Regions from separate parts of the Homo sapiens genome. Here region 1 is linked to region 2. A link is an interaction called in ENCODE POLR2A ChIA-PET data of the cell type or tissue named here. Cell type or tissue: GM12878. All regions are shown on one strand. Links, peaks and the distances in the headings refer to the core of each region. The heading gives the core; the rest is flanking DNA. Region 1 overlaps SEC24C (SEC24 homolog C, COPII component). Region 2 has its middle 6.9 kb from the start of AGAP5.

Region 1 (5,381 bases), core at 252-5,251, 56 kb before region 2:
GAAGAAAAAGCCCCTGTGGGAGGAGCTAATTCCATTCTCACCTTGGTCTTTCACCAGGAAGTTGGTAGTGACTAAGGGTGGCACCTGGCCCCGTACTCCAGTAACAAATGGCTCTGTACCCCGGTTGTTCCTGTCATCTTCAATGACCTGAATCTGCAGAGAAGTGCAATGAATGAGGTGACAGAAGAAAAAGGAAGTGTGAGGTCCCAGAGTGCCAAGAGTGAAAAAGGCTAGAGCTGTAACACAAAAACTAAAAATTTGCCAAGGAACACCTCATACACCAGGCCTGTTCTCCTTCTGGAGATCATATAAAATGCTGTAATGCCAATCTTACACTCTACAGCAGCCAATCTTTCACTCCCAGCAGCCTGCTGGGCAGGCAACATGAGAATGGGCTTCTTTATGAATTGCCCCCTACCCCCCATCAATGGTGAACACCCTCTCATTCCTCCCATTCCAGGAAAAGCCCCAGCTCTGATCACAAACCTTCAAACATGATTAGATTCCATTCCCCTCCCCCATCATGCCTTCCCCGATCCTCTCCCCAAGACACATTCTGAGTCAGAGCAGGAAAACAGACAACAGTAACCACGTAAAAATGAATCTACCTGGAATGACTCTACACTCAATGAAATTACAAGGGACAGGGTGAGGAGAGATTTAAACAGCCAGAAATGATCAAGTAAGGTGAGGAAGCAGATGCTGCCTTACTTTCAGGTAAGCATCAATGTGTATATATAGGAGGAGAGGAGAAGTACCCAATCCTTATAGCTCAATCCTCAGTCCTCCACATTTTGACAGACTCAGCAAAGGAAAATAAAGGACCTGCAAAGCTGGTATTCAGACCTTTATGCAGGCTAATGACCTTTGGTCAGTTACTTCAAGATGGGTTTGGAAAACCAGAAAAAGCAAAGGGCAAATAAGACTCTATCCCATAGCAGAAAGGTTGAAGCTTAGAAATATATCAGAGTCAAAAAGACTCTTCAGATGAGAAAGCACCCACACTTTCCCAAACCAGCAGTCCCTTCTCCTGTAAGAAATGCCAGTTTGGGATACTATGAATCTGTACATTCCTACTCCAATATTTCTCCACAACAGGCTACAGACAAATCAAATCCAAAGTGGAATGATCTACCGTTCAACTTTGTCCTCTTCCATCATACATCACCTGCAGGCTCCTGGAGGTGCCAGCAGAACTAAAGCCAAAGCTTGACATGCCACCTGACCCCACCCTTAGAGCCTGACCTTCCACCACCCCATACTCAAGGCAAACAGCTTGCTACCTCTTCATTACCTGGTGACTTGAGGCATGCATATCCTTTTATCTTGTATAAGTGAGTATCTAGAAGGGCTAGGCTAAAGGAAGAGAATGGGGAGGAATGGACATGGTAGATGAGGTGAAGATGAGGTCACAGGCATGCATGGATGGCACTAACACAGGAATGACATGCACAAACACCCACCCCCTGCACTTACTGGACTAGGAATGGCATCGGGGTCTATTCTGTGCCTGGTTTTCTGCTGAGGAGGCAGCTCACTGAGTTGCTTTTAGTGTTTTAATAATAAATGCAGCAGGGGAATACAAGGAGGGAGACAAAAGAACAAGAGGCAGATGTTACTTCTCTCAACCCTGTTGAGTTAGACATGAACAGCTGGAGCCCAGCTCATATTGCTGAAATCAAGCCCCCTCTAGATATGAAATTCCAAGTCTTTCTGGCCCAACACAGAGGCTTTAATGGCTCAGACTATGATGTAGAAAGATAAGGAAAGGGGCAAACAGGAGGCAAGCAGGAGTTACACAGGGAGGGGCTGAGGCTGAATGGAAGAAACCTTAAGGAAGAAGAAGAGGAGTGTTCCCCCTAAAAGGCCAAACCTCCCATTCTAAGGACTATCTTATGCTGAAAGAAGCCTCCCTTCATGTCCAACCAGACTCTCCTTCTCACTGAAGGAGGGGGAAGGAAGGAGAGGCTGCTTAATCCTCTTGAGTTCTCCTTGGCCAACAGGCTCCCTCACTGTGTTGGTTACCCAAAGGAGGAAGAGGGACGAGAACAGAATGGAATATGACAATGGCTAAGCATGGCAAGGTAACTGACATAGCAAATGTTACAGGTGGAACTATAAAGTGGCCCCTACTTGGCAGTACAGTCCTAGTCTCTATTCTGAGTCTGATAAGGAGGGCCTGAGGATTCTGATGGCTCCAAGGGTGCAATTCACCCTCTTCCTGAAAAAAGCAGCTCTCCAGTGGGACTTTACATACACACTGCCCTCATAAACTGTCGTTCACTCTTCCCCATCCACACAGCAGAAGCCTACCAAACAAAAGTACTGGGGACTTCCTCCTAAAACTGTCCAAGTAAGAGCAGAGAAACCAGTGAGGCTTTCCTTCTCTTAACATCTAACATCAGAGAATTCCCACCTGCTCTACCCATTAGGAAGAATGCCATCCTTCTAGATCTAAGGGGACAAGACCCAGTCACTGCTCCACAGAAGGACAAAGGCTACTATACTATGTATGTACAGTAGTGACAGAGTGCAGCCCTCAGACATCTACTGGTGCTGCTGCTCACTCTTGGTTTCCCTTCCTTCTCTGCCCAGCTATAGAGTAAAACAGCCCCCCAAAAGACTCCTAGAACCTCAAGTTCCAGTTCAGAATCAAATTATATGTAAGTTCTCCAAGAAGATGAACAAAAAGGGAAAATTATCAGAAAATGCTAGGCAAACATTTCATCTAGATTGACCTGCCTATCTGGCAGACACAAACCCTTCCTCAGGACCATGAAAGTTTCTACTTACAGGGCTTGGGATGGCATCAGGGTCCAGGCGCTTAGGAGGCAGTGGCTGAGGAGGCCCAGGCTGACTGCCAAAGGTGGGTGCTGCTGGGTAGGGGCCTCCATAATTAGACTGAGGGCCCCGGGCTGGTCCGAAGGAACCTGAGACAAGGACACAAGGTTGATGAACTCAAAATCCCATCCCTATCTCTTCTTAAGGCCTCAGGAAAATGACTAGACTCCTAAAAACATAGAATTATGAGGCACACTAATGCCTGGCAAAGACATTCAGAAAAATACCATGTTATCAGAACGACAAGAAAAAATAATGTCTTACAAACCCCATATCCTAGGAATAATACCCTGAAGCTACCCATCTAATTCACCACTTAGCAAGTAATACTAAAAACAAACAAATAAAAAACATCAAAAACCACCTGAGTAGCTGAAGCCTCTAGCTTCTAAGACAGACCTTGGGAAAGACTCACCATTTTGTTGGGGCTGATAGCCTGGCTGCTGCGGGGAGTGCATAGGTGGCAGTGGTCCCAGGGGCCCAGTCATCTGGGTGCCAGGGGGCAGAGCTTGAGGAGGTGAAGACACATGGTTGGGCTGGCTCACTGAGGGCCCTCCAAAACTCTGTCCAGGCAGGAGTGGACCAGTCATCGAAGGCAGCCGAGGACCCCCTGAAGCTGGGGGTGTGAAGCTGGAGGCCTGTGATGGGGCAGATCGCTGGGGAGTCTGGATCCCAGGATGACCTTGGGCCTGGCTAAGGGGAGGAGCCTGGCCCTGAGGATAGGAGCCATACAGACCAGAGTTAGGGAAACTTCCTGAGGCTGAAGCCAGCGATGTTGGTGGGCCTGAGAAGTAGAATAAAGGTAGAGTCAAAAGCCCAGTCATTCTGCCTCCTTGTTCGGTATATCACTTCCCTTTCCACACAAGAGGGGCAAATATGACTGTCCCATCTTCTGAGGCTCAGAGGCACAGGAAATACAAGGGAAATAAAAGAGATTCAGGTATAACCCCAGAGTCTGATGCCTCTGAACAGGGGACAGTAACATTCCTGTGTTCACAGCCACTCACCAAAGCCCAGCCCTGAAGAAGGAGGGGCTGGGGCCACAGCACCGCTGATCTGCATTCCAGACAGCTGCGTAGCCACCTGTGCACTTGTCGGGGGAGGGCCATAGGGCTGAAGCACAGGTGGCTGGTTGCCCACAGGGGCCAATGGGGACCCAAATGGCTGAGACCCAGGCAGCCTGTGAAAAGAAAGCAAGCAGAGGTGACTAGTGGGGCCAGGACACCCTTTGAAGTCTACAGAAGTGTCACATCATACAGGAAGCTACATTGTTTTGTGACATCTTACTCTCACACCCTGAGTTCTTTTATGGCTTCATACTTTTGTATATTTGTGGGTAAATTATATTCCTGATTATTCATGGCAAATCTTGTTTTCCATTAAGCTCACTCCACAAACATAAACCAAGCACCTTCAGGTCAAGTACTATTTACTCTGCTAACTAAATTACTGCTTCCTCTGCTTCAATTCTTTGACAAACCTCTTCAGTTTTGTAATCTGAAGCCCTGAAAGCACTGAAAGGGAAGGCACGCATAAGCATGCATGAACCTTAATAAATATGAAATCAAACAAATGCAGATTGATTGTCCAGCTTTTTTTTTTTTTTGAGACAGGGTCTCACTCTGCCACCCAGGCTGAAGTGCAGTGGTGTGATCACAGCTCATTGCAGCCTCAACTTTCCAGGCTCAGCTGATCTTCCCACCTCAGCCTCTCAAGTAGCTGAAACGAAAGTCACACGCCACCATGCGTGGCTAGTTTTCGCATTTTTTATAGATACGGAGTCTCGCCATGTTGCCTAGGCTGGTCTCAAACTCCTGAGCTCAACGAATCTGCCCGCCTCAGTCTACCACAGTGTCTTTCCAATATACTTTCCATTCAGTGTCTCCCTCTCTGATTATTCCCATCAGCACAAAAACATACAAACATCTCACACACACACACACACACACAAAAACCAACTATAGTGGAAACATCCCAAATGTCTATCAGCAGAAGAATGGATAAACAAAATGTGGCATGTAGCTACACAATGAAAAACCACTTAACCACAAAAAGGAATGGAGTACTAATATACACTACAACATAGTTGAACTTTGAAAATATTATGCTAAATTAAAGAAGTCAGTTATAAAATATCACATAGTATATGATTCTATTCTAATGAAAAGTCCAGAATAGGGAAATCTTTAGAGACAGAAAGTAGATCAGGAGTTGCTTAAGGTTGGAAGAATAGGGGAATGGGGGAATAGCTAAACAGGGGTAGTTAAAGAATGCAGTATTTCTTCTTCAGATGATGAAAATGTTCTAAAACTGACTGTAGTGATATCTGTCAATATACTAAATTGTGACAGCACATATCTGTCAATATATTAAAAACCACTAAATATACAAAAACACTTTAAACAGACGAATTGCACAGTATATGAATTATATCTCAAAAAACTTTTTAAAAATCCAACCAAATTACCTCACAGCCCCCTCAAACTTTTGCTCCCCTTTTAGCTAAACATTACAAAAGAATAGGTCTATACTCTGTCTCT
Region 2 (5,381 bases), core at 329-5,328:
CTTCATATCAAAAGCACACAGTTAACCCAGAGGGCTTCTGCCCTGCCCTGCCTGACTTTCTGGGAAACCCCCCTCTCCACCCACCCTAATCAGGACACTGTCTGAAGGTTCCCCCTCATCATTTTAAAAGGAAGAGAAATTTTCTGCCACAGAGGTTCTGGTGAAGTGGCCTGCTCCCACATCACAGGGTGATGGCGGTTTGGGCTGGACCAGGATCAGACAGTGCTGTCCTGAGGCTGGCCGTCTGATAAGGGGCTCCAGAAAGGGCAGTGGTGGAGCCCTGGGAGGCTTTCTGCTCTCCTGATCGCAGGTTTTTGGTGAGAGGACCTATTGGCCACTAGGGTGTCTGTGTGTGTGTGTGTGTGTGTGTGTGTGTGTGTGATGTGTGTTTACTTGGATTGACTTCTTTCAGCATGAAGCCCACTGTTTTGCTGAATGTATCTCACTGTTTCCTGAAACTCAGTACATTCAGCTGGCTTAAGGGTCCTGGGGCCTCGCTGCGTCATATTTGCACAAGCCTAGTGTCTGTGCAGACTGTACACTGGAGTTCAGTTGTAAGACCCTTTTGATCCCTTATTCTGTTCCTGTAATAGAAAAGCCATTTCACTCAATGGAATAGAAACCCAGATCCGATGGAGAGATGTTCTAATCTGCCATACACTGGGGCAGTGGCCAGTGATTTGGACTTTGTGGCATAGATGGAAATTTCCAGGTTGTCTAGGTGGTAGACAGAGGCCTCACTTCTTAACAAACTCCCCCACTCCACCCCTGCCAATGAGGATGTTGCTTAGAGGTATTTCTATCAGTGTTGAGTAGAAGAGATCATTTCTTGATGTTGAACTTCAGGTAAGGATGCCAGCTTCTGCATATCAGGGTGGTGATGCTTGGGCTGAGACAGGTCTAGACAGCACTGTCTGAAAGGGGGCTCAAGGAAGTAGCTGTGAAAGGCCCCTGGGATGTTTTCTGCTCCCCTTTCTGCAAATTCCCTGGAGGGAGATCCTGTTAGTCACTACAGGGTGTGTGTGTGGGTGTGTGTGTGTGTGTGTGTGTGTGTGTGTGTGTTCATCACTTGTTGCTTGGGGGTGGGAAGAGACAACAAAAGCCTACAGAATCTATAGTTCTCAGTTCATCTCCCATCCTAGTCCAATCATGGCCTAACATCCTTAGCTACTGATCGCAGAGGAGACTCTGCGCATTTGTGTTCATGTGGCCTTGGATGTTGGCAGATTCAGATTGGTGCCCCAGGCATCTGTGCCTGTAACTGCAGTTTCAGCGGGCTCAGGACCAGGCTGAAGGGCCTCCAAGCTTCCTCCAGTTTCCTGGTGCATGCATGTGCAATATACTCCCCTGGCCTTGGTCTTTCCTAACGCTTCTTGCCAGTTGGGTCAGAACTAGCTTATTAACCAGTTTTTTCTGAGCTTTAATCGAACTGGCTCCAACCAGTTGGAGACTTGAAAAGGGCTACGTGATAGTTATAGATTTTTAAAGATATATTATTATTTTAGAGTAGTTTTGAGTGCACAGCAAAATGGAGTGCAGAGTCCAGAGATCTCATATGGCCTCGATTCCTGTACACTCTCAGGTCACTCCACCAACAACCTCCTACACCAGAGCCACTTTGAAACATTAGAAAATATATTTGAGCATTCAGAAATGTATAAACTAGGCAGCTCCAGACTGCAAGCAGCTCAGAGTTCCAACAGAGAGGCTTAGGGAGGGTGGGGGAAGAATTTTATATGGTGAATGTGGAAGAAAAAATACTTGATTGGGTAAAGTGGAGCAGTGGCCTCATTTGGAACATTACAGTGGAAAGTCTCTAGTTAGATATTAGTTGGTGGTTTCTGACTGGTTAAGCTTAAGTTTCCTTTTATTATTTACACTGAGTCAAGTTTTGGTTTATTTAAGGAGGAATTGAGTGCACTGCAGCCACCTCAGCCTCATGGCCACCTGTTTATTTGATTATTTTTAAAAGAGAAGAGCCTTTTAAAAATATCTGTTGCCCTGGCTGGAGTGCAGTGACGTGATCATGGCTCACTGCAGCCACAACCTTCCAGCTCAGGTGATCCTCCCACCTCAGTGCTCCCCACCCTGAGTAGCTGGGACTACAAGCATGTGCCAGCACACCACCATGCTAGGCTAATGGTTTGTATTTTTTTGAGAGATGCAGTTTCCCTAAGTTGCTTAGGCTTCTTTTGAACTCTTAGACTCAAATAATCTGCCTGCATTGGCCTCCCCAAGTGCTGGAATTACAGGCCATCTAAATCTTTTATCTCAGATTTGCCTTGTGACAAATGGAGGGGTACTTTTTCTGACATGATGAGGCAGAGAAAGGTGAGGTGGGCGCATCCTGTGCATATGATTTTCTCAGGTGATGGGAATATGGTCGGCTCTTGCCTAATGGGATATATTTTCTCTTTGAATGATTTGGCAAGATATCAGATGAGAGAAGTTGAATAAATGTTAGAAGAACATAGAAAAAATAGGTTATACACGTTGGGTTTCTGAAGAAATGATGTCTTTGGAGAAACAAAACTTTTATTGATTTCTGGAAACATTTAGGGCCAATTTTTTATGTAAATAATTTGAATTTATGATGATATCTCTGACCACTTTTTGATATTTTTTTCTGGTTCAGGTGAGTGGTGTCATTGAGCAAACACGAAGTCGGGCTCATCCAAGGATGAGATTTTGCCAGAGAAAGGACGAGCAGCAAGTCAGGGAGCTTAAGGTAATTATGGGAAAGTGACTATCTACAATTGCTTAGGTAGAAGGAGACAGATTGGATTTTTGTGTGTTTGGTATTTGGGATAAGAGGGATGTGGGTGTGTACTTGACATGGGTTGTTCTCTCTCTCTCTTTTTTTTTTTTTTTTTTTTGAGAGGGAGTCTCACTCTGTCACCCAGGCTGGAGTTCTGTGGCACAGTCTTGGCTCACTGCAACCTCCGCCTGCCGGGTTCAAGGGATTCTCCTGCCTCAGCCTCCCAAGTAGCTGGGGTTACAGGTGCCTGCCACCACGCCCTGCTAATTTTTGTGATTTTTTTTTTAGTAGAGACGAGGTTTCACTATGTAGGCAAAGCTGGTCTCGAACTCCTGACCTCAGATGATCCACCCGCCTCAGCCTCCCAAAGTGCTGGGATTACAGGCGTGAGCCACCGCACCTGGCCTGTTTATTCTCTTAAGAGAGAAAATGAGGGGATTAATGGACTGTAGTTCTGGACAAGGTGGAAAACTCTTAAAGTGGAAGTATTGGGGCAAGTGCTCTGACAGGCTAGGATGGTGCAGTCAGTCCCTTCACCCAGAAATCAGTAGAATGTTAACAGTTCAGACTCAAACCTTGTGAAAAACAGGTGGTGGAAAGGAAATCCCTCACAGCAACTGGCACCATAATCAAGACAGAATGTTTGCAGAATAAATGGAGTTACCTGCTTTCAGCCCCAGGTTGTAGCTATTGTCTGCCCTGATGATATGTGATAATAATTTGTGATCCTATTGTCTTAAAATGGGGTCACTCATCTCCAGTAGAATTAAGTCCACAGTGAAGTTGTCCCCCCATCCCCAAAGAGATAAACATATATGAATGAACTCACATGATAACAACTACTGCTGCCTGGGATCATGAGAGACCTGAACTGAACTGATAGGAAGTGAAAGGTGGCTGAGATAATGAGAATAGACCCATCTGCAGAGGATCATAAAACCAGCAAAGACAAGATCTTGTCTAAGATGCCTTCACAAACTTTGTCCATGAGAACTCTAAGGACTTCTCCAGACCTGTTGGCTGCTGCTGTGATCTCTGCCCAAGAGGAGCCTCTGACCAACATCCAAAGGGCTTCTGGACCCACTGGACTCCTCTGGAGGTACCTTGGTCTCCCGATCCATGGCTGTGGTTTTTTACTCCGTTTATCACTCCTGTGTGTAGAATGATAATTGCACAATTGATAGTGTGAACACCTCTTGATAAATGGTAAATCTGAGCATATGTATTTGGCTGACATGTCATTGTGAAACCTCACAGCTTCAGTCAGTGTCAGCACAGCTAGGGAGCATGTACCTAATGCACATATCACTGGGCATAGTCTACAGGCACCTAATAACTCAGGTACCTTAACAGTCACTAATGAGTGTCTCTCCAAGGTCAAAACAATGGAAGACTGTAGAAGATGCTATTCATTAAGATATCTCAAGAATGTGGAAGACTATTATTCGCTTCTCATGGGACAGGACTTTATAGGGCACCTGAAAAAACTCCCATGAAAAATCACTTTTACAAAATGTCAAGTTATGATATCCAAGATGAAACCAATGAGTCACAACATTCACATAATACACTGTACAACCCTGATCTCTTGACTGTCATCAAATGTTTCTTACCTCTAAACCAAAGTTTCATTTTATAATTTAATTTTTCTCATTTTTTCTGTTCTCTTAGCTTAAGAAAAGATCATTACAAACTTTTTGTATGTTTTTCATATATGCTTGCAAAGGGTTGTAAAACTTTATTGTGATTATTCTTGCTTTAAGCTGAAACTTCCCTAATCTTTCTTTAGAGATTGTGGCATAGCATGTTAGTTTCTTTTCCATATCCAATTGTTTTCTGTAATGAATACAGAAATATGGGCACTATTTTGTAACTTTAAATAGACATCATCTCAAGTCTACAAGAATTATCCAAAATGGTATTTAATGACATTTCTAGGTCTTCAGACACTATTAATGTAGATTGTAGCCTCTAGGTCCTGAGGATTTTTACTGGATACTGGTTACTGAAACTGAGCTTTCTTGAATTCTTTTTCCTTCCACTGTGGTTTCCCGCATTTCAACACATCACCTATTTTTGTCCTCAAACGTTACTTAAATTTTTTCCACAGAATTAAATTAAATATGAATCATCCCTCCTCTGATTTTTGAAATGACCCTTTGCTTCCTATGATAATGATTCTTCTGGTCCGTTTTGTAGTTATATGTTAGAGTTTGTAAATATTCACACATTTTGCAACTGCATATAATTTTCTCATTTTTTCCTCTTCCTCTAAAGCTGCTGTTATTTCTTTTAACTTTTTGTGGGAAAAATTAAACCCATCTTTCACTTTGTTGATATTTATAATTGAACTCCTTGATTTTTGCTTGAATTGCTTTTCAAGTTACCCACTTTTAGGGAAGACATTATTTGGGTTTTGTTTAGTGTATCAGGCTTTTTTTAGTTAGTTGTATCAAGAAGTGTAGACTTTTCTATACATAATATCCTTTTTCCCACAGTAGTTTTTTTTTTTTTAAAGTCTAGCCGGGTGCAGTGGCTCACGCCTGTAATCCCAGACTTTGGGAGGCCGAGGTGGGCAGATCACGAAGTCAAGAGACCGAGAACATCCTGGCTAACACAGTGA

What was found. ChIA-PET counts read pairs that join two places held together with the same protein. Peaks named below come from ENCODE experiments on the same cell type or tissue, not always from the same donor. Only the 100,000 strongest peaks of a DNase experiment are listed, where the experiment ranks them.
Region 1: POLR2A ChIA-PET joins it to region 2 with 5 read pairs; 2 of 35 experiments call an interaction of 5 or more read pairs at or near these places.

Annotation. Positions count from the first base shown.
Region 1 is chr10:73,758,262-73,763,642 of GRCh38, reverse strand. SEC24C (SEC24 homolog C, COPII component) reads right to left here. Exons shown (of 23, transcript NM_198597.3): 4 at 3,849-4,021; 5 at 3,257-3,625; 6 at 2,794-2,930; 7 at 42-153. Among named protein-coding and RNA genes, the nearest start is that of POFUT4, 11 kb to the left of the region's middle. RefSeq lists an enhancer at 3,769-3,868. In GM12878, for the core only: no CTCF peak of the experiment used is centred there; no DNase peak of the experiment used is centred there; H3K4me3 peaks cover 536 bases; H3K27ac peaks cover 2,903 bases.
Region 2 is chr10:73,702,333-73,707,713 of GRCh38, reverse strand. It overlaps the pseudogene BMS1P4-AGAP5, the pseudogene BMS1P4 and the pseudogene RNA5SP320. Among named protein-coding and RNA genes, the nearest start is that of AGAP5, 6.9 kb to the right of the region's middle. In GM12878, for the core only: no CTCF peak of the experiment used is centred there; no DNase peak of the experiment used is centred there.